Linked DNA regions of Homo sapiens: region 1 is linked to region 2. The links are chromatin loops, found by intact Hi-C in ENCODE. Cell type or tissue: PC-9. All regions are shown on one strand. Links, peaks and the distances in the headings refer to the core of each region. The heading gives the core; the rest is flanking DNA. Region 1 overlaps OGDH (oxoglutarate dehydrogenase). Region 2 overlaps OGDH (oxoglutarate dehydrogenase).

The links. Peaks named below come from ENCODE experiments on the same cell type or tissue, not always from the same donor. Only the 100,000 strongest peaks of a DNase experiment are listed, where the experiment ranks them.
Region 1: a loop joins it to region 2, with 4 times the contacts of the local background. A loop is called at or near these places in 2 of 110 quality-filtered maps.

What each region holds. Positions count from the first base shown.
Region 1 is chr7:44,708,880-44,721,336 of GRCh38, reverse strand. OGDH (oxoglutarate dehydrogenase) reads right to left here. Exons shown (of 23, transcript NM_002541.4): 23 at 12,271-12,457. Among named protein-coding and RNA genes, the nearest start is that of ZMIZ2, 34 kb to the left of the region's middle. In PC-9, for the core only: no CTCF peak of the experiment used is centred there; DNase peaks (open chromatin) are centred at 9,126 and 10,476; H3K27ac peaks cover 1,607 bases.
Region 2 is chr7:44,632,368-44,644,824 of GRCh38, reverse strand. The region is part of intron 2 of OGDH (oxoglutarate dehydrogenase); the gene reads right to left. Among named protein-coding and RNA genes, the nearest start is that of OGDH, 32 kb to the right of the region's middle. RefSeq lists enhancers at 4,852-5,379, 5,694-5,843, 5,908-6,435, 6,324-6,443, 6,289-6,799 and 1 more and a silencer at 9,313-9,468. In PC-9, for the core only: CTCF peaks have their summits at 5,063 and 5,286; DNase peaks (open chromatin) are centred at 4,894, 5,444, 6,094 and 6,564; H3K4me3 peaks cover 622 bases; H3K27ac peaks cover 4,873 bases.

The sequences.
Region 1 (12,457 bases), core at 6,606-11,605, 73 kb before region 2:
GTGAATATATTGGCTAAAGTTAAGGGGATATTATTCAGTTTTTCTGTAAATTAAACATTGGAATAAAAGCAAAATATGTTTTTCTTAAAGCAAAAACCTGCTTATAATATGCTCTTTAACAAAAATTTGTAAAGGGTTATAAAAGGTTTATGAGAATCTTACCTTATGGTTAAACATTGACGTTGGGTAGATATGTCTATAAGGTTTTATTGAGAATTGGGTTTAACATTAATAATACACTAATGTAAAGGTGAAAGTTTGTCTTATTTGGTACAAAAATCATACAGGAAACATTGTCAAATTGAAATGGTATTTGGCTTTCTTGAGGCTGTATTTTTATAAATATGTTCTTGGTATGTGTTCCAAAATAATGGGAAACTCATAATTCAGATATGACTTAGTATATGTTATTAATAATTATAATTGTTACATAAAGTCATTGTATTCCACAGAGGTAACCAAATTTCTTTGTCAATTGTGTTGTTGACTGTGGCCGTCCTAAGACATTTTGTCATCCATAAATAATTGTTGTCTTGTTTTGGTCCTCTTTAGAAGGTGGTTTATAATCAACTATAGAACTCTAACAGATGTTCTTAAACGCAGGTTTCTGATAACTTTTGAGATTGTGACATTAGAGTAGAGGAAAATACTTTCAGGACTCTCATGAAGAGCTGAAATGTTCATGAATATCAAACAGGAGTTAACTGCATGTAATAAACTAATAGAAGCCTGAAGTAATCTTTTTTAACATTTGCTTAAAATGTTACTAATCCTTTGCTTTGTTTTTCAGAGTTAAGAAAAAATTTCTTTTTAGCTATTTACAGCTTTTAACAATTGAGTAAAGTGAACAAAATTTAGAGCATATTTGTTTCTCTCTACCTGGTTTCTCCAGAATTTGGAAACTAGTTGTGAGTATTCTTAACTTATGGTGATGTAGTTATTGGCATAAGTGCAATAAGAATCTGTTTTTAGCCAGGCGCAGTGCCTCACGCCTGTAATCCCGGGACTTTGGGAAGCCGAGGTAGGTGGATCACCCAAAGTCAGGAGTTCAAGACCACCCTGGGCAACATGGTGAAACCTTGTCTCCACTAAAAATACAAAAATGAGTCAGGCATGGTGCTGGGCACCTGTATGCTGTCCCAGCTACTCGGGAGGCTGAGGCGGCAGAATTGCTTGAACCTGGGAGGCGGAGGTTGCAGTAAGCTGAGATCATGCCATTGCACTCCACCCTGGTGACAAGAGCAAAACTCTGTCCCCGCACCCCCCCAAAAAAAGAGTCTGTTTTTGCAACAGGACACGATTGGAGAAACTGGTTATTTTAGGCCAGGTGCAGTGGCTCACACCTGTAATTCCAGCACTTTGGGAGGCTGAGGTGGGTGGATCACAAGGTCAGGAGTTCAAGACTAGCCTGGCCAAGATGGTGAAACCCCGTCTCTATTAAAAATACAAAAAAATGGCCAGGTGTGGTGGCTCACGCCTGTAATCCCAGCACTTTGGGAGGCCAAGGCGGGCAGATCACGAGGTCAGGAGTTCAAGACCCACCTGGACAACATGATGAAACCCCGTCTCTACTAAAAATACAAAAATTAGCTGGGCACAGTGGCACACCCCTGTAATCCCAGCTACTCAGGAGGCTGAGGCAGGAGAATTGCTTGAACCCAGGAAACGGAGGTTACAGTGAGCCAAAATTACACCACTGCACTCCATCCTGGGTGACAGAGTGAGACTCCATCTCAAAAAAAACCCCAAAAACCAAAAAACAAAAAAATTAGCTGGGCATGGTGGTAGGTGCCTGTAATCCCAGCTACTCGGGAGGCAGAGGCAGAGAATTGCTTGAACCCAGGAGGTAGAGGTTGCAGATCATGCCACTGCACTCCAGCCTGGGCAACAGAGCAAGACTCCATCTCAAAAAAAAAAAAAAAGAATTGGTTATTTATTTTTTATTTTTATTTATTTATTTTTGAGACAGAGTTTCACTCTTGTAACCCAGGCTGGAGTGCAATGGCACAGTCTCAGCTCACTGCAACCTCTGCCTCCCAGGTTCAAGCGATTCTCCTGCCTCAGTCTCCCGAGTAGCTGGGATTACAGGCATGAGCCACCTCGCCCAGGCAGAATGTCACTTCTGACAATCCCAGGAGGCCCAAGTTATCTTGGAACATAAAGAGGAGAGGAATTTACCCAACTCATAGGTACTTGATGGTATAAACCCATGGCTGGGCTCGGCTTTAAAAGAAATTTTTTTGCCCGAGACAGAGTCACCTAGGCTGGAGTGCAGTGGCGCGATCTCAGATCATTGCAACCTCTGTCTCCTGGGTTCAAGCGATTCTTCTGCTTCAGCCTCCCGAGTAGCTCGGACTAAAGGCGTGCATCACCATGCCCGACTAGTTTTTGTATTTTCAGTAAAGATGGGGTTTTGCCATATTGGCCAGGCTGTTTTTGAACTCCTGATCTCAGGTGATCCACCCACCTGGGCCTCCCAAAGTGCTGGGATTACAGGCATAAGCCACTGCGCCTGGCCTAAAAAAAGTTTTATATGAGATTCCTTCTATGGAACAGAGTTCCATTAAAGCTAATTTAAAAAGCCTATATGACAAATAATTATTCTTGCTGGACTTTATACAAATAATCAGGCCAAGCATAATAAAGCAAATCAGTCTTACTATGATTTGTCTTTAGTGAAAATGGGGGAAACTGGAGAGAGAAAAATTAAGTTTCAAGAGCTATGTATGGTACACTTGTTATTATATTCTAATCTCATCAGTTGCTTTTACGTTTTTTTCCTGCAATTTAGACTAACTGCTTGTTTCTGTGAACCAACCAGTAATCTCTTGCTGCAGCTCAAAAGAAACAGAAGGGATGGGTAATGTAAAAATCTGGATCAGTATTCTAATTCTGGATGCATTGGAATCAGCTAGCAACTTCATATCAGCTTGGTTCCAACAGTAGCCCAGTTCATTGAAAGCCTTCTTATTTAGATTACTTGGGATAATTTCACTTATTTTGCTTTATTGTTTTGGAATATATTATTGTTGTACTCTTTGTGTAGGAACGAGGATAAGCTTACTTATTATTATTATTATTTTATTTATTTATTTTTTTTTGAGACAGAGTCTCGCTCTGTCGCCCAGGCTGCAGTGCAGTCGCAATCTCGGCTCACTGCAAGCTCCGCCTCCTGGGTTCACGCCATTCTCCTGCCTCAGCCTCCCAAGTAGCTGGGACTACAGGCGCCCGCCACCATGCCCGGCTAATTTTTTTTTTGTATTTTTAGGAGAGACGGGGTTTCACCGTGGTCTCGATCTCCTGACCTCGTGATCCGCCCGCTTCGGCCTCCCAAAGTGCTGGGATTACAGGCGTGAGCCACCGCTCCCAGCTTATTATTATTTTTTTTTAGATGGAGTATCACTTTGTCACCCATGCTGGAGTGCAGTGGCGTAATCTCGGTTCACTGCAACCTGCGTCTCCCAGGTTCTAGCGATTCTCCTGCTTCAGCCTCGGGAACAGCTGGGATTACAGGCGCACGCCACCATTCCCAGCTAATTTTTGCATTTTTAGTAGAGACAGGGTTTCACCATGTTGGCCAGGCTGGCCATGAACTCCTGACCTCAAGCAATCTGCCCTCCTCACCCTCCCAAAGTGCTGGGATTGCAGGTCTGAGCCACTGCTCCTGGCCCCAGATAATCACCTTTTGTTGGAACTCAAAAGTTATGAATGGCCCTTGCCATATCAATGTTTTCTGACTGGGTTCCTCTCTAACCTAAATGCAAGAGACCCAATAGTTAGGCAGGAATGTCATCACCCCTATTCTGGCTGAAGAAGTTACAGAAGATGGATCTTCATCCCTCTGCAACCTTTAGGATTAAGCGTTCTCCTCTAAAAGAGGGGGAGGGAAATGTCAGAGACATTTGAACCAGAGCAACTGCATCTTGAATAGGGGCTGGGTAAAAAATGAGGCTGAGACCTACTGGGCTGCATTCCCAGATGGTTAGGCATTCTAAGTCACAGGATGAGATAGGAAGTTGGTACAAGATACAGGTCATAAAGACCTTGCTGATAAAACAGTAAAGAAGCTGGCCAAAACCCACTCAAACCAAAATAGTGACGAGAGTGACCTCTGGTCATCCTCACTGCTACACTCCCACCTGTGCCATGACAGTTTACAAATGCCATGGCAACGATAGGAAGTTACCCTACATGGTCTAAAAAGGTGGCTTATGAATAATCCACCCCTTGTTTAGCATATAATCAAGAAATAACCATAAAAATGGGCAACCGCAGCCCTCAGGGCTGCTCTTTCTACGGAGTAGCCATTCTTTTATTCCTTTACTTTTTTTTTTTTTTTGAAACGGAGTCTCACTCTGCTGCCCAGGCTGGAGTGCAGTGGCGCAATCTTGGCTCATTGCAAACTTTGCCTACTGGGTTCAAGCAATTCTCCTGCCTTAGCCTCCTGAGTAGCTGGAATTACAGGTGCCTGCCACCACACCAGCTAATTTTTGCATTTTTAGTAGAGACAGGGTTTCACCATGTTGGCCAGGCTGGTCTCGAACTCCTGACCTGGTGATCCACCCGCTCTGGCCTCCCAAAGTACTAGGATTACAGGCTTGAGCCACCGTGCCTGGCAGAAGCGTTCTTCCTTTCTAATAAACTTTCCTTTTTCAAACCTATACTGTTGTCAGTAAATTCTTCCTACTAACCCGTGAGTCGACAACTTCCTGGTGCTGGACTCTGATACCTTGCCTGGCAAGCACTTTGGGAGGCTGAGGCAGGAGGATCGCTTGAGGCTAGGAGTTCAAGACTAGTCTGCATAACGTAAAAGACCCCATCTCTACAAAAGAACAAACAAAAAATATAGCCAGTTATGATGGCACATGCCTGTGGTTCTAGCTACTTGGGGGGCTGAAACCTGAGAAACACTTGAACCTGAGAGGTCAAGGGTGCTGTGAGCTGAAACTGCATCACTGCACTCCAGCCTGGGTGACAGAGTGACACCCTGTTTCAATATTAATTTAAAAAAAACCTAACATGTAGGTAGCCTGGGCAACAGTGTGAAAATGCATTTCTACAGAAAATACAAAAAGTAGCCGGGCATGGTGGCATGTACCTGTAGTCCCAGCTACTCAGGAGACTGAGGTGGGAGGATTGCTTGGGCCTGGGAGGTCAAGGCTGCAATGAGCCATGATCACAACACTGCACTTCATCCTGGGCGATAAAGCCAGATACTGTCTTAAAAAACAACCAACCGGCCAGGCATGGTGGCTCACGCCTGTAATCCCAGCACTTTGGGAGGCTGAGGTGGGCGGATCACATGAGGTCGGGAGTTCGAGACCAGCCTGACCAACATGGAGAAACCCCGTCTCTACTAAAAATACAAAAATTAGCTGGGCTTGGTGCCACATGCCTGTAATCCCAGTTACTCAGGAGGCTGAGGCAGGAGAATTTCTTGAACCTGGGAAGCAGAGATTGCAGTGAGCTGCGATCGCAACACTGCACTCCAGCCTGGGCAACAAGAGTGAAACTCCACCTAAAAAACAAAAAACGAAGAACAAATAAACAGGCCAGGCGCGGTGGCTCACGCTTGTAATCCCAGCACTTTGGGAGGCCGAGGCATGCGGATCACAAGGTCAGGAGATCGAGACCATGGTGAAACTCTGTCTCTACTAAAAAAAAAAAATACAAAAAATTAGCCAGGCGTGGTGGCAGGCGCCTGTAGTCCCAGCTACTCGGGAGGCTGAGGCAGGAGAATGGCGTGAACCCAGGAGGTGGAGCTTGCAGTGAGCCCGAGATCGCGCCACTGCACTCCAGCCTGGGTGACAGAGCGAGACTCCATCTCAAAAAAAAACCCAACCAAACAAACAAAAACAAAAAACATGTAGGCAGTCGGGTGCGGTGGCTCATGCTTGCAATCCCAGCACTTTGGGAAGCCAGGCAGGTGGATCACTTGAGGTCAAGAGTTCGAGACCAGCCTGACCTATATGGTGAAAACCTGTCTCTACCAAGAATACAAAAATTAGCCGGGCATGGTGGTGCACACTTGTAATCCCAGCTACTCAGGAGGCTGAGGCAGGAAAATCACTTGAACCCAGGAGGAGGAGGTTGCAGTGAGCCGAGATTGCGCCATTGCACTCCAGCCTGGTTGACGGAGTGAGACCCTGTCTCAAAAAAATAAAAAATTCATTACGTAACTAAAAAGACAGTGTGGTATTGGTGAAGAATAAAGACAAAGATCAATGCATAGAGTAGCAAACCCAGAAACAGACCCAAACAAATAATACCCAACTAGTGACAGGTATGCATCACCATGCCCAGCTAATTTTTTTGTATTTTTAGTAGAGACGCAGTTTGGTCACCACGTTGGCCAGGCTGTTCTCAAACTCCTGAGTGTGATGGCTCATGCCTGTAATCCCAGAACTTGGGAGGCTGAGGGTGGATTGCTTGAGCCCAGGAGTTTGAGACCAGCCTGGGCAACATGGCAAAAACCCATGTATATTTTAAAAAAAAAATTGCCCGGCATGATGGCTCACTCCTGTAATCCCAGCACTTTGGGGGGCTGAGGCAGGTGGATAATCTGAGGTCAGGAGTTTGAGACCAGCCTGACCAACAAAGTGAGACTCCATCTTTACTAAAAATACAAAAATTAGCCGGGCGTGCTGGTGGGCACCTGTAATCCTGCTACTCGGGAGGCTGAGGCAGGAGAATCGCTTGAACCTGGGAGGCAGAGGTTGCAGTGAGCCTCCGAGGGGCTGCAGCCCACCCTGGCCAGGATGGTCTTAAACTCCTAACCTCAGGTGATCCACCTGCCTTGGCCTCCCAAAGTGCTGGGATTACAGGCGTGAGCCACTGCACCCAGCCTGAAATTTTATTATTACTCAAGTCAGTGTCCCTGAGCATTTGAGCATTTGGGGATCAGAGTTTTTAAGGATAGTTTGGTGGGTAGGGGGAGGCAGCCAGTGAGTCAGGAGTGCTGATTGGTTGGGTTGGAGATTAAATCATAGGGAGCTGAACTGTCCTCTTGTGCTAGGTCAGTTCCCGAGTGGGGGCCCCAAGATCACATGAGCCAGTTTATCAACCTGAGTGGTGCCAGCTGATCCATCTAGTGCAGGGTCTGCAGAATATCTCAAGCACTTATCTTAGGTTTTACAATAGTGATGTTATCACCAGGAGCGACTACTTGGGGAGCATCAGAATCTTGTAGCCTCTAGGGATATGACTCCTAAACCAAAATTTCTAACATGTTTGACTAATTTGTTAGTCCTATAAAGGCAGTCTCGTCCCAGGCAAGAAGGGGGTTTGTTTTGGGAAAAGGCAGTTATATTTGTGTCAAACTACAAACTATAAACTAAGTTCCTCCTAAAATTAGTTCAGCCTATGCCCGGGAATGGACAAAGACAGCTTGGAGGTCAGAAACAGGATGGAGTTGGCCAGGTCAGAACTCTGTCACTGTCTCAGTTACAATTCTGCAATGACAGTTTCAGGAGGCCCCTTCGGGGAAGTAGAAATGGCCAGCATTGGGCGGGAGTTAGAAGGTTCTTACAACACAGAATGAACACAACGTTTGTGGTGCCTTGAACCCCAAAGAGCAAGTGCCAGCCACTCAGTAAATAAGCCCTGGATGAAGGGTGGGGAGGGGGTAGGGGGTCCCATCCCAACTTTGGAAATCTAGGCAGGACCTGGCCCACCGTGGCATAAGGGGCTCTGGTATTGAGTCTTGGAAGGAAAGAGCTATGGTAGCTTCCCAAAATGATGGCCAAAGTCCTGTTCCATTTTCCTATTACCAGCCTTTCTGCTCAGTCTTTAGTTACCACCTCTCCAATAGAGGGAAAATGTAATAGACAAGCAAGTATCCCTTCATCCTGGAAGCCCAAGGGAGTCCCTGCCATGTGCCAGGCACTGCAGCCAATGTGGGGGACAGCAAACAAACCAGTGGCAGGATGGTGACACACACACAGCTCCTGAGTGACAGGGTGGGCTGGGAGGGAGTGGGCTCCGCAGACAAGGCAGGGAAAGGGATTCCAGGGAGAGGGAGCGAGGAGATGAAGGGGGGCCACCTAGTTCCTCTCCAGGTCCTCTTTGTGCAGCCTGGAGCACCAGTGGGGAGGGAGGACAGCCCCCTAAGCAACCAGACTGCTGGGGAAGGTGAGCTAGTGGTTTCCTACAGGGGACAGACAGGATCCAATCTGAGTTTGAAGATCATTTTGCAGTAACACGGCAGTCCTACAGCCCTGAAGAGACGAGCAGGTGGCTCCTGGCACAGCCCCAGCAGGGGAAGGGAATAAGGGGTACAGAATGCCCAGTGGCACTGCCAGGTTACTGGCATGGCTGATTAAAAACACCTAGGGAGGGACACCGGGTGTGGTGGCTCATGCCTGTAATCCCAGCACTTTGGGGGGCCAAGATGGGTGGATCACGAGGTCAGGAGATCGAGACCATCCTGGCTAATATGGTGAAACCCCGTTTCTACTAAAAATACAAAAAAATTAGCCGGGCGTGGTGGCGGGCGCCTGTAGTCCCAGCTACTCGGGAGGCTGAGGCAGGAGAATGGCGTGAACCCAGGAGGCAGAGTTTGCAGTGAGCAGAGATCGCACCACTGCACTCCAGCCTAGGTGACAGAGCCAGACTCCATCTCCAAAAATCAACCAACCAACCAACCAAACAAAAAACCTAGGGAGGGACAAGATCTGGGGCTGGGTGGAGAAGAAAAGGAGACTCCCCTTGGACATCTAGACTCACCCCCTGCTCTGCAGAGGCACATGGTTAGCTGTCGGGGGCCTGCTCCCCACCTCCTTTCTTCCCACTGTCTTATCCAGTGCCCCAGGGGCCAGGACCCCCACCCACAGATGATGCATAGGACCCAGTGCGTTTCCCTGCTCTGATCCATAAAGCCAATGGCCTCCCTGACATTTCCACCTGGAGGTCACAAAGATTTCAAATTCAGCCTCCCCCACCCCCTACACACCCCTCTGACCTACTGTCTCCCAGTTCCACGTTGCGGTTGGCCAGGCAAGCCTTCCTGACATCTATCTGCCTTCCGCCCAAGTTTTTATCTCACCTGGATCTCTAAGCTCCACCCATTTCCCTCCAACACCTCTGGGTGCCGGTAACATCTGCTCCCACAGACCACTACAGCCTCTGGACATACCAACCTGGTCACTAATCTGTTTACCTTCCTTTCCTGGCCTCTGGCTGTGACAAATGAGGCAATGCGGCTTTGCTAACTCCAGAACTAAGCAAAACTGTTCCTTGATCCACAGCCCAGACCCTTCATTGAACCTAGGTGCTAAACTCTGTTAAGCCTGACCTTCAGGACCAGAGTGAGCAGAGGAAATGAGAGAGAAGACCTGGCACAGAGGGAACAGCCCCTATCCTCGGGGCCTGTTCAGTAGTGACTTTTCCCACTAGGGCTGGTTCCCTACACAGGGTAGAGGTCTGGGAAGGGAAGGGACTCAGGGTGCCCAGGTCAAGAGTTTCAGAGGCAGACCAGAACCCAGTTCTGCGCTGGGGAGAGCTGGAAAGGAGACAGGGTCTTGGCAGGTCTCAAGGCTGACAAACCCAACCGACACACCAGTGGATACAGCACTGGAGAGGGAGACTCTGGCCAGGGGCCTGGGTGGACTTGGGCACTTTGGAGTTAACAGAAGTTCCCATGGCAATCTGGGGCCCTGAGCCCATGAGCCAGGTTGGGGGCCGGTGAAGCTCTAGGGAGGAGAGGTCTGGGAAGATGGGTGAGGCTGGGTGGGGGAATGAGGACTTAGGAGGTGGGTAACGTGGCCCCTTTGGGTATCCTGGAGAAAACCCCCTGCTCTGGCCGTCATTCAGGGAAGTCTTTGATGATTTATTTTGGGGACTGAGAGAGCCAGGTGTGCTAGCATACACTGGAGTGGGCAGAGCAGGGGTCCCTGAGCAGAGACCTGCTGGTCACAAGATCACGGAATCCTACACAGGGACATTTCTACCATCTCTGTACAGTGAAATCCCAGTCGAATACTATCCCGACAGGGAGCTCACTACCCTACCAAAGTTAGGCCTGAAGTATCACTGGACATTGATTCCAATTCTGTTTCTGCTGGAGGAAAGGGAGGGAATCCGGGTGTAGGGTTCCTAGTCACTCCAGTGGGGCTGGCAGCCTCTTCTCCCTTCTCAAGCGTGGACACCTTTGCACAAACATGCGGATGGAGTGAAGCCTCAGCCTATCATTCCCCATCCCCCATCCCCCACCCCCTCCAGAAGGCACTCTCAGACCACACTGAGTTCATGGGGCTGGTGATGCCCCTCTTTCACCCTCACCCACCCCAGCCATCACCAGCAGTAGTACTTGGGTGAGGGGGGCTGGCTCTGAAGTTCCCTCCCCAGTGGAGCAAGCTGACGCTCTCACATCTAGCTTAGATATTTCGGATCCAGAAGTACCTTTTTTATATCCAGAAAAGCGCAAGGATGTTGGCAGTGATGTTGGGTAGGTTATGTCCCTGTCTGCCCTGCCCCAACGGCGACAATTCAGGAGCTTCAGGGGTGAGTCAGGGCCAAGCTGCTCGCCAGTGACCAGAACAAGGCCTCTTTGTCCTAAAAACGGTTTGCATTTCCCTTCAGCTCACCCACACCACACCATGCCTGCTGCATCTGTGATGCTAACCCAAGGCTGTCACCTGATGTCACTCTGCTGTTCGACACACACACACACACACACACACACACACACACACACACACACACGGTCCTGACCCACTAAGTCTCATCTAAACACACAAGATGCTGCCTAGACTGCATGGAGCTTCTTCCAACAATTGTTTTCCAATTTTAGAAAATGGGACAATTAAAAACTGAAACAGAACAAAACCAGGGAACCATCTGCAAGACGTCATGTGTGAACACCTGGTCCAGCATGTTCTGACTGTTCCTGATCTTTCCAGAGCCCTTACAAAGCCCTGTTCTCCTTGCAGGGTGCTGAGGGCCACAGACCTGCAGTGAGAACTTACAAAGACCTGCACATACTTAGAATTTCCAGAGGAGCTTTGCCTGTTCCTGTGGTCACAACTACCACCAGGACAACCTAGGGGTCACCGTGCTGAGCCGCTTCAGGAACCAACTCAAGCCCCACTCCCTGGGAAGTGTTCCTAGATCCTCAGAACCAGTTTGGGCTCTGCTCACCCGGATGTTCCGCTTCCCTGGCCAGCTGGGAAGCATCGAGGCGAGTCCCAGCTTACCTTGCTGCAGCACACCGAGGCCATTTTTCCAAAATCTTTTTTTTGTTGTTGAGACACGGTCTTGCTTTGTCACCCAGCTGGGAGTGCAACCACAGCTCCCTGCAGCCCTGACCTCCCAGGCTTGAGTGATCCTCCCACCTCAGCCTCCTGAGTAGCTGGGACTACAGGTATGCGCCATCACACCCTGCTGATGTTTAAATTTTTTTGCAGAGATAGGGTCTATGTTGCCCAGGCTGGTCTTGAACTCCTGGCCTGAAGCGATCCTCCTGCCTTGGCCTCCTATAGTACTGAGATTATAGGTGTGAGCCACCCAGCCCGGCCAGGATTTTGGGTAAGTGGTGAGGCACAGGGAGGTGGCACTGGTCACCAGCAGACGTGTGCAGGAGCGCCTGTCTACAGCTCTGGGGGTGATGGCAGCAGCTCTTCACGCCCACCCCAGGACCCACTCCACTTGGCACTGGCTGGTGGTCATGCTTCCATCAGAAGAACCTTGGGCCATGCTGCAAAGCGACAACAGGACAAATCCGGGGACCCAGGCAGGTGCTCCCTAGAGAACAGGGTGGTGGGTCAGAGGCTTGACCCCACTTAAGCTCTTCCTCAGGGGTGAGATTGGTTGAGTGCTCAGGAAGCCAATACCTGGCTTGTTATGGGATGAAGCTCTTGGCCAGAGGGGACCCAGGTGTGTGCTGGTGAGAGGCCCCATCTCCAGGTTGGAATCGTTGCTTGGGCTCTGGGGAGCACTAATTAACAAACGTGTGGTTAGGGTGAACCCGCAGGCACGCTGGCTCAAACGGAGAGGCACAGAGTGCAGAGTACTTTTTCAAGGTGGAGCCAGGGGAAGGACCCAGAGCAGGGAAAGCTCAGAAACAGGACTGCACCCAAACAGCCCGGCAGCCCAGGCCGCCTCTGCCGCATTCACAATGACGGCTTTGCCGGCGAGGGCCTGCAGGTGGTGGTCATCACTCCCCCTGTCCAATGAGGAGGGGGCTGCTTCCCAGGTGGGTTAGGAGGGGACTGGCCCATCCCCATCCCCTCAGGGGAGAAGGCAGAACAGACAGAAAGACACAGCAGACATGCCCACGGATATAACTTAGTTTATGGGTCAAGCCAATGCAATGCAAAGTTGTTTCTGTTCCTTTTTTTTTTTTTTAACCAAAATAAATAAATCAGATCTGTCCCTGTGAAGGTCAGAGTGATAAATGAGGGGCAGCTGGCCCCTTGGCCATGGCCTGGCCCCTCACCCCCAGCCCCTCCTCTCCCTCTTC
Region 2 (12,457 bases), core at 2,926-7,925:
CTCAGCACAACCTGTGAAGAGCCCAGGGTCACCTTGCTCATGTCCTTTCACTTCCCTGGGAACAAAGTGGAACCTGATCCTTTGTAAGAGGCAGCACTAACCCCACAGAGAAATAATATCATTGCTACCTCAGGAGAAACTCAGGAGCTAAGAGCTCAAAGTGTGGGGTCAGAGATGGAAATTCAAATCTGATCTCTGTGTCAGGGATCAAAATTCAAATTCAAGAGGTAGGCTCTTAGTGAGTTACCTTTCTGTGCTGTTTTCTCATCTATGAGGAGAGAAATATATACATTCTTCATAGGTATGCTGTAAAGACTACCCTAGTTAAAGGCATTAGCACACAGTCTAATACTTCACAAAGTCAGGTGTTAGTTATCAGTTTGAATTTCCTTAGAAAAACTATAAACTAATTTACTTATATTCCTACTATTTTTGGCTATTCCATGTCTGAATTATTTGATTTACAATTTGCAGATACTGTGAACTGTAATGGTTTATTCATCTCATACAAAGATGCAAGTTTTTAAAATATTTAAGAGATCAGACATACTAAGACTTCACAAAAGTTCATTGTAAAAAGAAAAGAAAAGCACAATTAAACATCAGTTTATTTTAATTTTTTTGAGATGAAGTCTCGCTCTGTTGCCCAGGCAGTGTGGTGGCATGATCTTGGCTCACTGCAACCTCCACCTCCCGGGTTCAAGTGATTCTCCTGCCTCAGCCTCCTGAGCAGCGGGGATTACAGGAGCACGCCACCAGGCTTATAATTTTTGTATTTTTAGTAGAGATGGGGTTTTATCATGTTGGCCAGGCTGGTCTCAAACTCTTGACCTCAAGTGATCCACTTGCTTTGGCCTCCCAAAGTGTTGGGATTACAGGCGTAAGCCATCGCGCCTGGCAAAACATCAGTTTAAAAAAAAAATAGAAACATTGTTTTTCTTTTCTGCAATACCTTTTCCAGCCTCTAAAATTCTTCCATCAATAAACTCTGATAAGACTGTCTTGAAAAACTTGGAGAGGCAAGGCAAAACTTTATGAGATCTTTGCATTCTCCTTCTAACAAGATGCCACCCAGATGTGCTCCTTGTCTGGGACATGGCTGGATATCAAATGGGTCTGTCTGAGTCTGGAGACCAGAAGGTAGAGATGGCTACAGAATCCAGTATGCTGGTCCTTAAGGTCTTCTGTTTTTTTCAGACAGGTTCTTTTATAATGCTGGCTAGGGCACAGATGTACGTCACTCAGATGGTCCCACTACCAAGAGCACTGCTATATACTGCTGCTAGACACAAACTAGAAAAGACACAATGATAATGCACAGGCCTGGACCATCTGCCTCATGCAGGGGAGTCTGATCTCTCAGTGAAATCTGTTTTTGAGGGGAGTTTTGTGGAATACTTTTTTTTTCCTTCCCTTTTTCTTTTTTGTAGAATATTTAAAACATTCTATAATAAGCATGTATTTTTTGGTATTCAGAAAAAATAACTTAAAGAAAACAACCACCAGAGATGTGACTGCACAGTATTGTGAACATACTAAAAACCACTGTAGCTGGGTGTAGTAGCATGTGCCTGTAGTCCCAGTCACTTGGGAAGCAGAGGCAGGAGGATCACTTAAGCCTAGGAATTCAAGGCTGGCCTGGGCAATACAGCAAGAACCCATCTGTTAAAAACAAAACTCCACTGAATGGTACACTTAAAAAATGACTTTTTTTTTTTTTTTTTTTTTTTAAAGAAACAGGGTCTTGCTCTGTTGCCCAAACTGGTCTCAAACTCCCAGCCTCAAGCAATCCTCCTGCCTCAGTCTCCCAAAGTGATGGGAATCCAGTTGTGAGTCACCAGGACCAGGCCAAATAATTACATTTATGTTATGTGAATTATATTTAAAAATTTTTTTTTTTTTTGAGACAGAGTCTAGCTCTGTTGCCCAGGCTGGAGTGCAGTAGTGCAATCTCGGCTCATTGCAACCTCTGCCTCCTGGGTTCAAGCGATTCTCCTGCCTCAGCCTCCCGAGTAGCTGGGATTACAGGCGCCTGCCACCATGCCCAGCTAATTTTTGTATTTTTAGTAGAGACAGGGTTTCACTGTGTTGGCCAGGCTGGTCTCGAACTCCTGACCTTGTGATCCACCCGCCTTGGCCTCCCAAAGTGCTGGGATTACATGCGTAAGCCACTGCACCTGGCCTTTAAAATGTTTTTACAAATCAAACTATTTGAGGTTTTACGGTTTTTACCTTTCTGGTTAATTTCTGGTGTATTGTCTGATGTAGAAGACAGATTTGGGGTTCTCTTCTGGCACCTCCCACAAAACCTATTACAGAAGCATCTTATACAAATGTAACCCAACAATCAGGAACATGAAAAAAGGCTGCAAACTTTCCTTTTCTTTCTTTTTTATTTTTTGAGACAGGGTCTGGCTCTGCTGCCCAGGCTGGAGTAGACTGGCACGATCTTGGCTCAATGTAACCCCCACCTCCGGGGCTCAAGTGATTCTCCTGCTTCAGCCTCCTGAGTAGCTGGGACCACAGGCACGCACCACCACGCATGGCTAATTTTTTTACTAAATATTTTTTTGTGGAGATGAGGTTTCACCATGTTGCCCAAGTTGTTCTTGAACTTCTGAGCTCAACTGATCTGCCCGTCTCAGCCTCCCAAAGTGCAAGGATTATAGGCATGAGCCACCATCTGGGCCTAAACTTTCCTTTTCAACAGATGCTATCAAAATGTTTGCTAAAGAAACCCAGGGTTTGGAATCTCCAAAGAGATTCTCACCTTCCTCCATTAAATCGGTTCTCATGAAAACTCAGTGTTCTCCTCCAACATGAGAAAAGGCAGTATTTCCACCAGAGGAAAAAACTGACTTACTCTTAGGAGAGAAAACAGAGGATGTCTCAGCATCAACTCCCTAGGCAAAGTAAAGGCTGCCTCCCACTCAGTCCATGACTGGTTCTGTCAAGGACACAGGGATCTAAAAGGTGGCTGTGCACAAATACACTGGACACCCTCAGGTACTTCTGACTTCATGGAGCTTTTCCAGCAGGACTGAGAGCTCCATACATTCTAGAAGCAGAGATGACTGGGGACCACATGCATTGGACATCCATCTTCATTGTGAAAGCAGGGATGACCAATGACTGCACTTCTTGGCCTCTACCCAGGCCTCCAATAACTGAGGACCTGACCTAAAAGGAGAAACCCCTTGAATACAGCAGGAAACTGAGCAGGAGTCAGTCTGGCTGTATCCCACCCCTGCACAGCAAGAACCAACAGCAAGCTACCACTGTCACGTAAAACCTAATCAGGCCAGGCGCAGTGGCTCATGCCTGTAATCCCAGCACTTTGGGAGGCCAAGGTGGGTGGGTCACCTGAGATCAGGAGTTCGAGACCAGCCTGGCCAACATAGTGAAACCCCGTCTCTACTAAAAATACAAAAATTAGCTGGGTGTGGTGGTGCAGGCCTGTAGTCCCAGCTACTTGGGAGGCTGGGGCATGAGAATCGCTTGAACCTGGGAGGCAGAGGTTGCAGTGAGCTGAGATCGCACCATTGTATTCCAGCCTGGGCGACAGAGTGACACCCTGTTTCCAAAAAAAAAAAAAAAAAGAAAAAAAAAAAAAAAGAAGAAAAAGGCTGGGCTTGGTGGCTCATGCTTGTAATCCCAGCACTTTGGGAGGCTGAAGCGGGCGGATCACGAGGTTAGGAGATCGAGACCATCCTGGCTAACATGGTGAAACCCTGTCTCTACTAAAAAAAAAAAAAATACAAAAATTAGCTGGGGGTGGTGGTGTGTGCCTATAATCCCAGCTACTCAGGAGGCTGAGGCAGGACAATCACTTGAACCAGGGAGTCGGAGGTTGCAGTGAGCTGAGATCATGCCATTGCACTCCAGTTTGGCGACAGAGCGAGACTCTGTCTCAAAGAAAAAAAAAAAAACCCACAAAAAACCTAATCAAAATTTTTCTTTACCCCAAACTTGCTCCAGTGCTAGAATGTCTACCCTCACACCATGTGACCCGCACCCCAAGTCTAGCTGTAGACACTTACTTAGTTCCCTGGGGCCACAACAGGTTCATGGATAGGGCATGACCCTCAAACCCAGTAAGTACTGGAGAACAGCACAACCCAAACTTTATTAAACCCCTAAAACATTTTCTTCTATTTCGTAAAACCCATTAAGTGTCCAGAAACACAGGGCAAAGTCACCCAAGAGCAAGACCTTAGATCAAGAGTCTCTCCAGCTGTACAGACAGCCTCCTTTATCCTAGGGGACAATATTCACTTTTGGATCCAGAGCCAAAAGTCATAGCAAAATCACAAGTTTACTTCTTTTCAATAAAATTAGCTTTGAATAACAATTAAAATAGTAAAACAAAACAAAACAAAAAAAACCCACCAATAGCAGCAGGGATAGGTATAGCTAACTTTTACTGAGGCTCTCTGTGGGCTTTTCCAACTTACTTAGAGCACCTGGAATGTCAATCATATTCCCACTGGAGAGATGTGGGCTCAGGCAGAATTTACACACAGCAGTCACCAGGCAGGGTATTAATAAGGTTAACTGAGTAATAGCAGAGCGACGCTTAAAGAACTCTGGTCACTCTAGTAACAGTGCCTCTTACCCTAGCTTAACCTTGCCAAAGAGAGCTGGGCGCTTCTGGGCTCAACAATAAAATGAAAGGAATTTCCAGCCACTGATGCCTGGGATCACAAGGTCAGGGTCAAGGTCAGCTCTCTGGTCCTGAGCCACAAAGGCTGCAGGACTCCTTCCAGCCTAGGCCCTGGAGACAGGGCGATCATGATCATCGGGCCTCCACTCTCTGACCTTCTTTTGTGCTTGGAATACAACTCCAGGTGATTTTCAATTGGCTGAGGATAACTGCACAGACGGAAATTCAGCTCATGCTGGAGGCAGTCAGAAAAAAACTGGTTCATACCGGTACTGCTGAGCTGCTGGGAATCCCCGGGAAGGAAAATGCTGGGAATGCAACTTCTGCAGCCTTTCCCTTATTCATCTTACACCATGCATCCCACTTCACTCTCCAGTTGGCTCAGTTCCCACACCACTGGGGGAGCACCCTGCCCCACCTTCAGACAAAGAGCCCATTCTGTCTCCAGGACTGGGTGAGCCCCCACACCCAACAACAGCAAGCCCTCTTTGCGCCAAGACCTGGAGGTATACTAAAAGGTTTTTGAATTGAGTGATAGAATGTTTTGTATCGAGTGTAGTGACTGCACACATTTGGCAAAACCTACTGCACTAAACACTTAAAACAAGTGAATTTTAATATATGTAAGTTAAACCTCAAAAAAGTTTATTTATTCAAAAAGGCTTTGAAAATGAAGGTCATTATTTGGCCTGCAGGCTTCACCTCCCAACAGATGTGGCAGCAGGAAGCCAGACCTGCCCAAGTACCAGAGCTCCCAGGCACCCACTGGCCCCACCCCTCCCTGTATGAGTCACCAATGGGGCCACTTCCTTCCTGGTGGGGCCCAGATGCCACAGTCCATCCCCCACTCTCTTTCCACCTCCCTGTTGTCCTGCAACCCTGTATCTCTCTAACATCTTCCACTCCCCAAGGAGATACCTCTTCTCCAGCTCCTTAAACTACCCACCCCTGCCTCATCCTCTGAACACCTGAATCTGGATCTGCCTTCCATAACCCCTGGCTTTAGGTTCCAGGGGACCTGCAGAGCCCTCCCTGTCCACTTGCTCCCATGCCCCAGCATCATGCTCCTTCCTTCCCGCAGGCCTGGCAGCTACCCTTCTTTCCATGGGATGTTTGTCCTCTCCCTTCACATGGTCGCTTAGCTTTGTCACTATCTGGGAGAGCGTTTCCCCTTCTGATACTCCCAGCCCTTACTGTACACTCATCTCAACCTGAGATCTCTCCCCTGCTGTCTGTCCCCATCCTGGGGGATAAATCAAGACTAGGCTGAGTCATTGACCACCCAGCGCAAACAGAAGCCCCTTCAAAAAGAAGAGAAAGCTTCTGGAAGAGAGAGTCAAAGCATGTCCCATCTAATTCCCATGGAGCATGAAGAGACACCTGGAAGGGATAGAAGCCCACTCACTGAAAGGTGGCACCTGGTGGCTGATGGCTCACTGAGAACCTGAGCTGAGTCAGGCGACCTCAGCTCTCTTACTGAGTGAGAAAAATAAGCCTGTTGGTTTAGGCTGCCTAAGCTGCATTTTCCCTTTCTTCCAGCCAAATTTATTCCTAATTATCCCTTGCTGTTGCCTGGATGTCCCGGAATTGCAGTCTGATGTAGGCAGGGGCAGTGACTTCTACTTCTAGAAACATTCCAAGTGACAAAGCAGAAGTGAAAAGGAGAAAGCACAGTAATGGGGAAAATCAGACTTGAGAATACACAATCTAATAGCATGCTACCATCAAACACACTGAAGACCTAAGTTTCCTATAATAGAAACAGTTTTTCACTCATGAGAAATGGAGGCAGTCAGACTTTGGTTTCTTTATGAAGTAAGTGTGGTATTTGGGCCTTACTTTAGTACTTGGCTCAGGGCGGTGACAGGGACTTCTGAGTCACAATGACGTACGTGGGTGTGCCCAGCTCCACACCCAAGTTGCAACCCATCACTAGTGTTATTCATCTCTCCAATCTCTTAATTGGCTTCTGTTGCACAACTAATAACGTAAGGAAAATATCTGTCCCCTTGCCTTGCCTCAAATATACAGTTACACACAGTTAATTCTCTGACCACCAATGACAATGTCACTGATAAGGGGGAAAAGGTTAAAATGTTAAGGTAAGTGGGCAAGGTTGTAAATGACATTCAAGGGGCAGGAAGCTGCCAGAAGGAGTGAGGGGTCCTGGGCCAGGGGAGGGGTGCGGGAAAGCACTCACTCCCAAAAGGCCAACTTCTGAGCCCTGCAAGGGGCTATGGGATTCTGATGAAGTTCTTACCACACATAAACATTTTCCTAAGAGTGTCAGATGTGTGCAGGATGTACCATGTCAAAAAATGAATACCATTTTTTTTTTTTTTTGAGACAGAGTCTGGCTCTATCGCCCGGGCTGGAGTGCAGTGGCGTGATCTTGGCTCACTGCAACCACCCCCCAACCCCCATCCCGGTTTCAAGTGATTCTCCTGCCTCAGCCTCCCCAGTAGCTGGGATTACAGGCACCGCCATCGTGTCTGGTTAATTTTTGTATTTTTAATAGAGACGGGATTTCACCATGGTGGCCAGGCTGGTCTCAAACTCCTGAACTCAGGTGATCCACCCACCTCAGCCTCCCAAAAGGGCTGGGATTACAGGTGTGAGGCACGATGCTGAGCCAATGAATACCATTATTTCTAAAAATCCAGTAATTCTCATTCAATTCAACAAATATCTATTAACTATATGTGGCATACTGTAAGGTTTGTGAACAGGAAGATGACTAAAATGAGCTTCTTACTCTTAACAAGAATAAGAAAAACCAGTAAACGTGTAAATTCACAGAATGGATCCAAGTGCTGAGAAACGAAGAGTAAGACAAGTGGGATGGGAGAGGAAAGCAAGGATGCTCTGAGGAGGGGCCCACGGTCTGAGCCCTAAAGGCAAGGTAAGGCCTGCAGAGCCTGAGGAGGAGAGAGAAGACATTTGGCCAAAGAGAATAGACAACAGGAGCACCTGGCCAGTGCCTGCCCACCATGTGCTGAGACTCATGATACTGCCACATGCAGGGTGTACAGATGGTTAAGAAACCAGGCTGGGCAGGTGAGCTGGGACCAGGCTGCAGGTGAGTGAAAAAGAATATGGGAGATTAAGGAGAAAACCACTAACCACCCCCAAGAGGAACAAGCACCTGACCAGGGTAATGGCTGACTTTTGCCACCAAATGGCATCAGAGGGAGGGGTGGTTCGCAGGCAGGGAGCTTGTGTGCCCCCCCACCCCACTCACAGCCAACTTCCCATGAGTGGGTTTAAGATCATCAACTTGTTGCTGAGATGACTTAAACATGATAGATTTCAGCGGTAAATAATTTTTACATTCTGGATGAAATGAAACCAGACCTCCTATTTAATTTTAGGTAACTAAAAGCACTTAGCTGTAATAAATGAAGCTCTGTTTTCCAAGTCAAAAGTCACTGCTCCCCAAGCTCCCACAAACTCAGAATTCTATGCAACCATAATGCACTTTCCTCACAGTGACCAGTGCTCTTTCTTCAAAGGAAGCTCTTGAAAGGCTAGAAACAGTATCCTCAGTGCTCTCTGCATGTGGCAGCTGCTCACCTAACCTTTACTGAATTAAATTCAGATGATATTCAGCCTCCTTTCTGAGGGAGCAGCCTGACAGGTATGGGGTTCCACCCTGGGAGAGTCTGAGTCCAGGGCTGCCCCTCACTGCAGCAGAGGCGCTGACCTTAGCAGGTGCCACTCCTAACCAAGGAGCACTTGTCTGTTCCCACATATCGGCAGCTACAGGCAGCAGACTCTGCCCTTCCTGAGTCAGCAGTTGGGAGTCTTGAGGGCCAAGCTCCCTGCCAGTCCTTGGTTGTGAGGTTTCCAATAGGTAGGGCTTCCTATTTCTGAGGGTGGCAAATATACCATCTGACATCCCTTCCCCCAGCAGTAGCTGACACCCATTGTCATGCAGGATGGTGCTCTACAGCCCCCCAGTGCCCACTCACAGACCAGTAGGACTGACTGTGGCCACCTCCTGGGTCCCCAGGTCCTAGGTCTGCCTCCCATGAACTGCATGAGGATTCGGGAAGTTGCTTCAGCTCTCTGGCCTGTTTTCTTGTCTGTAAAAGTCCTAAACACAGGCTATTTAAGATGATGGTCCTGCATTTGCAGCTTTTTAAAATTTATAAAGTCCGGCCAGGTGTAGTGGCTCACGCCTGCAATCCCAGCATTCTGGGAGGCTGAGGCGGGCGGATCATGAGGTCAGGAGATTGAGACCATCCTGGCCAACATGGTGAAACCCCATCTCTACTAAAAATACAAAAATTAGCTGGGCGTGGTGGTGCGTGCCCGTAATCCCCATTACTCAGGAGGCTGAGGCAGGAGAATAGCTTGAATCAGGGAGTCGGAGGTTGCAGTGGGCCGAGATCGTGCCACTGCACTCCAGCCTGGAGACAGAGCGAGACTCCATCTCGAAAAAAAAAAAAAAATTATAAAGTCCTTGCACATATACTTGCATTTGTTCAAGAAGTTGATGAGGAACATGAGGAGAGTGTTACAACTTAGCCCAAGCTCTATGACTACGGGTGGCTCTGGACTGATGAGACCACTTCCTCTCATCTATCCATAGCCCCTACAGACGCCACTCCAGCTGCCCTCCCTACTCCACCTCAGCCACAGAACAAGCCCAGCCCACCCACGTAGCTACCCTTGGTCACCACATTACTGCCACCTTGTCTAAATAATCCGCGGCGCGGGTGGGGCAGGCTCCGGTCTCCTTGCTGCATGGAGCCACACCCATGCTCAAAGGCCCTCGCACAGCTGATAAGTTGATGAGGCCCAGCACTATCCACACAACCTCACTTACTAAGTTCTGACACTGACAATGCTTTTTAATTGCTATAAATATCAACTACAGGGCACCATGTAACCAAGGAACACCGGCGTATGGCTCTTCTTTCAGCTCATTCTAATCCAGCCAAGCTGATAAAAAGTCAGCTGCTGGGCACCATGTGACCAGCCAGCCTGGAGTTCAGCCGGCGCTGCTGTAAGGGGCAGGCCTCCCATCCCGGCCTCAGTGTAGACCAACAACTCATTCTTTTCCTGCACACAAGACAGGGCAGGCCTGCATGACCTCTACCACTCCTTCCAATGCTGCCCAGGAAATGGTCCTAAACGTGTGGGCCAGAGCTTTTCCTGAAAATATCCTAAGAACAAGATTTAAAACCCATATGTGTGACTACCCTGTATGTCCAAACAGGGTACTCCCTATTGGGGAGACTTGTGGATGGAATGCCCACCTCCAGAGCCTTCAGCAAATGATTCATGCTGTTGGGCTAAGCACAAGTCTCCAAAGAAAATGTGCAGATGGTAGAGCTGGACTCTGGACCCTCCATCAATGCAGGCCTTGCTCAGACCTTGCCCAGGCCAGAGTACCACTTACCACCATTCTGCCTATGAAGCAAAAACAAGGTAGGGCACTGTGATCCAGGCCTGGTGACCTGCCACTACAAGCTGTTTATACTGAGGCCAGTTAAGAATGGGCTTCTATTTAGGTATTCTTCAATTAAGGAAACCACATGCTCCATTATAGCAATGCTTAGTCATTATAGGTGACAGAATATTTCTAAACAATCTCTATTATCTTCTGTCTGTACAGGTGTGTAAATAAAACATCAATAAACTTCCAAGATTAGCAAAGAACAGCTGCTTCAGCTCTGCCCTATGGAATCTACTGATATCAGAATGATATTTGCTGGGATTCTGCACTAGACTAAAGGTGGCTGCTCTATCAGGTCATTATGAAAAGAGCTGTGGAGGGCTGTCCAGTGGCCATGCCTTTTCCTCTCCCCAAACGGATGTCCCTAAGGGTTGTCTGTGACTTGCTCTAACCAAGGTAATGGCGTGGGGAGTAGCAGTGTACGGTCTGGACCTAGGCCTCAAAGGCCCCACAGCCTTTCTTTTCCCTGTCTGGAGCTACTCTGGGACTTTGTGCAGGAATCGCTCCGGCCTACTGGAGGATGGCAGGGCCCAGTGAACAGCCAGCACAAACTGCCAGACACATCAGAGGCCTTCATGGCTTCTAGCCTGGTGTGAGCCTCAGCTCCAAGGGAGCTGGCAGTGGGAGGAGTGGGGAAACCTAGCCAACCCACAGAGTCATGAGACATGCTACACTGGTGCCAAGTTTTGAGGTGGTTTGTTATACAAACATTCATGGAAACCAGACTTTTTACTGCATGAAAAGATGACATCCAAGATACTGTGACCCCTTTCTCACGCAGTCTTTCTGACACACCTCAGGAAATGAGAACGCTTCAAACTACCCAGATCTGCACACAATGGCACATTTTATCAGCTCTCAGAATTGCAACTCTCAAGGAGGTGAGGAAGACCCACAGTCTGGGGTCACCTGTGGTCGTCTGGTTGAGGCCTCATCTGTCCTCAATAATTATGCAACCCTATTTGGGGGAACCCCAGCCCAGCTACACAAAGCATCTGCTCCAGGGTTTCAGAGGGAATACCACGTGACTGACCACTCAAAGAGAGGGTTCTAAAGGCTATCTCCTCACCTCACGATCCAATCATGGACGCGAAGAGATATGAGAATCCCAAAGTCCTCAAACCTCCCTCCAAGGGAGTCTTGGATGGGGAGGGGAGCCAGAGAACAGTAACCTAGAGACTAAACAGACTATTTTTTAATAACATGATGACTTCATCTAAAAAACCGGCACTAACCTTTTAGTAATTTCTCACCGCCACCCAGCTTCAGACTGTGCGGGGAAGCTGAGCCTGCCTCTGACTTACAAAGCATGGCTCTTTCATTTCCTCAAAGGCAAGCACCTGTGGCCACCTGTGCTACAGAATGGAACTCACTGGAACAATTTGCTCCTTTTCACTCTTGGAGTCTACTTTCCCATTGAGGGTTTTTTTTTTTTTTTTTTTTTTGACACAGAGTCTCGCTCTGTTGCCCAGGCTAGAGTGCAGTGGCTCAATCTTGGCTCACTAAAAGCTCCGCCTCCCAGGTTCACGCCATTCTCCTGCCTCAGCTTCCCAAGTAGCTGGGACTACAGGGGTGCGCCACCATGCCCGGCTAATTTTTTGTATTTTTAGTACAGACAGGGTTTCACCATGTTAGCCAGGATGGTCTCGATCTCCTGACCTCGTGATCTGCCCACCTCAGCCTCCCAAAGTGCTGGGATTACAGGCGTGAGCCACTGTGCCTGGCCCCATTAAGGTATTTTTGATCTCTCTCCCCTTTCAATTTCTGACATTAAACAAAATTTTTTTTTTCTTAAAGTACAGTACAAAAGGATAATCATTAAAAACATCCACCAGGCGGATCATGAGGTCAGGAGATTGAGACCATCCTGGCTAACATGGCGAAACCCCGTCTCTACTAAAAATACAAAAAATTAGCCAGGCGTGGTGGCACGCGCCTATGGTCCCAGCTACTTGGGAGCCTGAGGCAGGTGAATCACTTGAACCCGGGGAGGCGGAGGTTGCAGTGAGCCGAGATCGTGCCATTGCACTCTAGCCTGTGTGACAGAGCGAAAGTCCATCTCAAAACAACAATAACAACAACAACAAAAAACATCCACCAGGCTCAGTGGCTCACGCCTGTAATCCCACCACTTTAGGAGGCAAGGCAGGAGGATGGCTTGAAGCCAGGAGTTTGAGACCAGCCTGGGCAAAAAAACAAGACCCTGTCTCTATAAAAAATATAAAATATTAGTCAGGCATGGTGGTGTGCACCTGTACTCCCAGCTACTCAGGAAGCTGAGGCGTGGGGGAGTGGCGGGGGAGTGGATTACTTGAGCCCAGAAGTTTGAG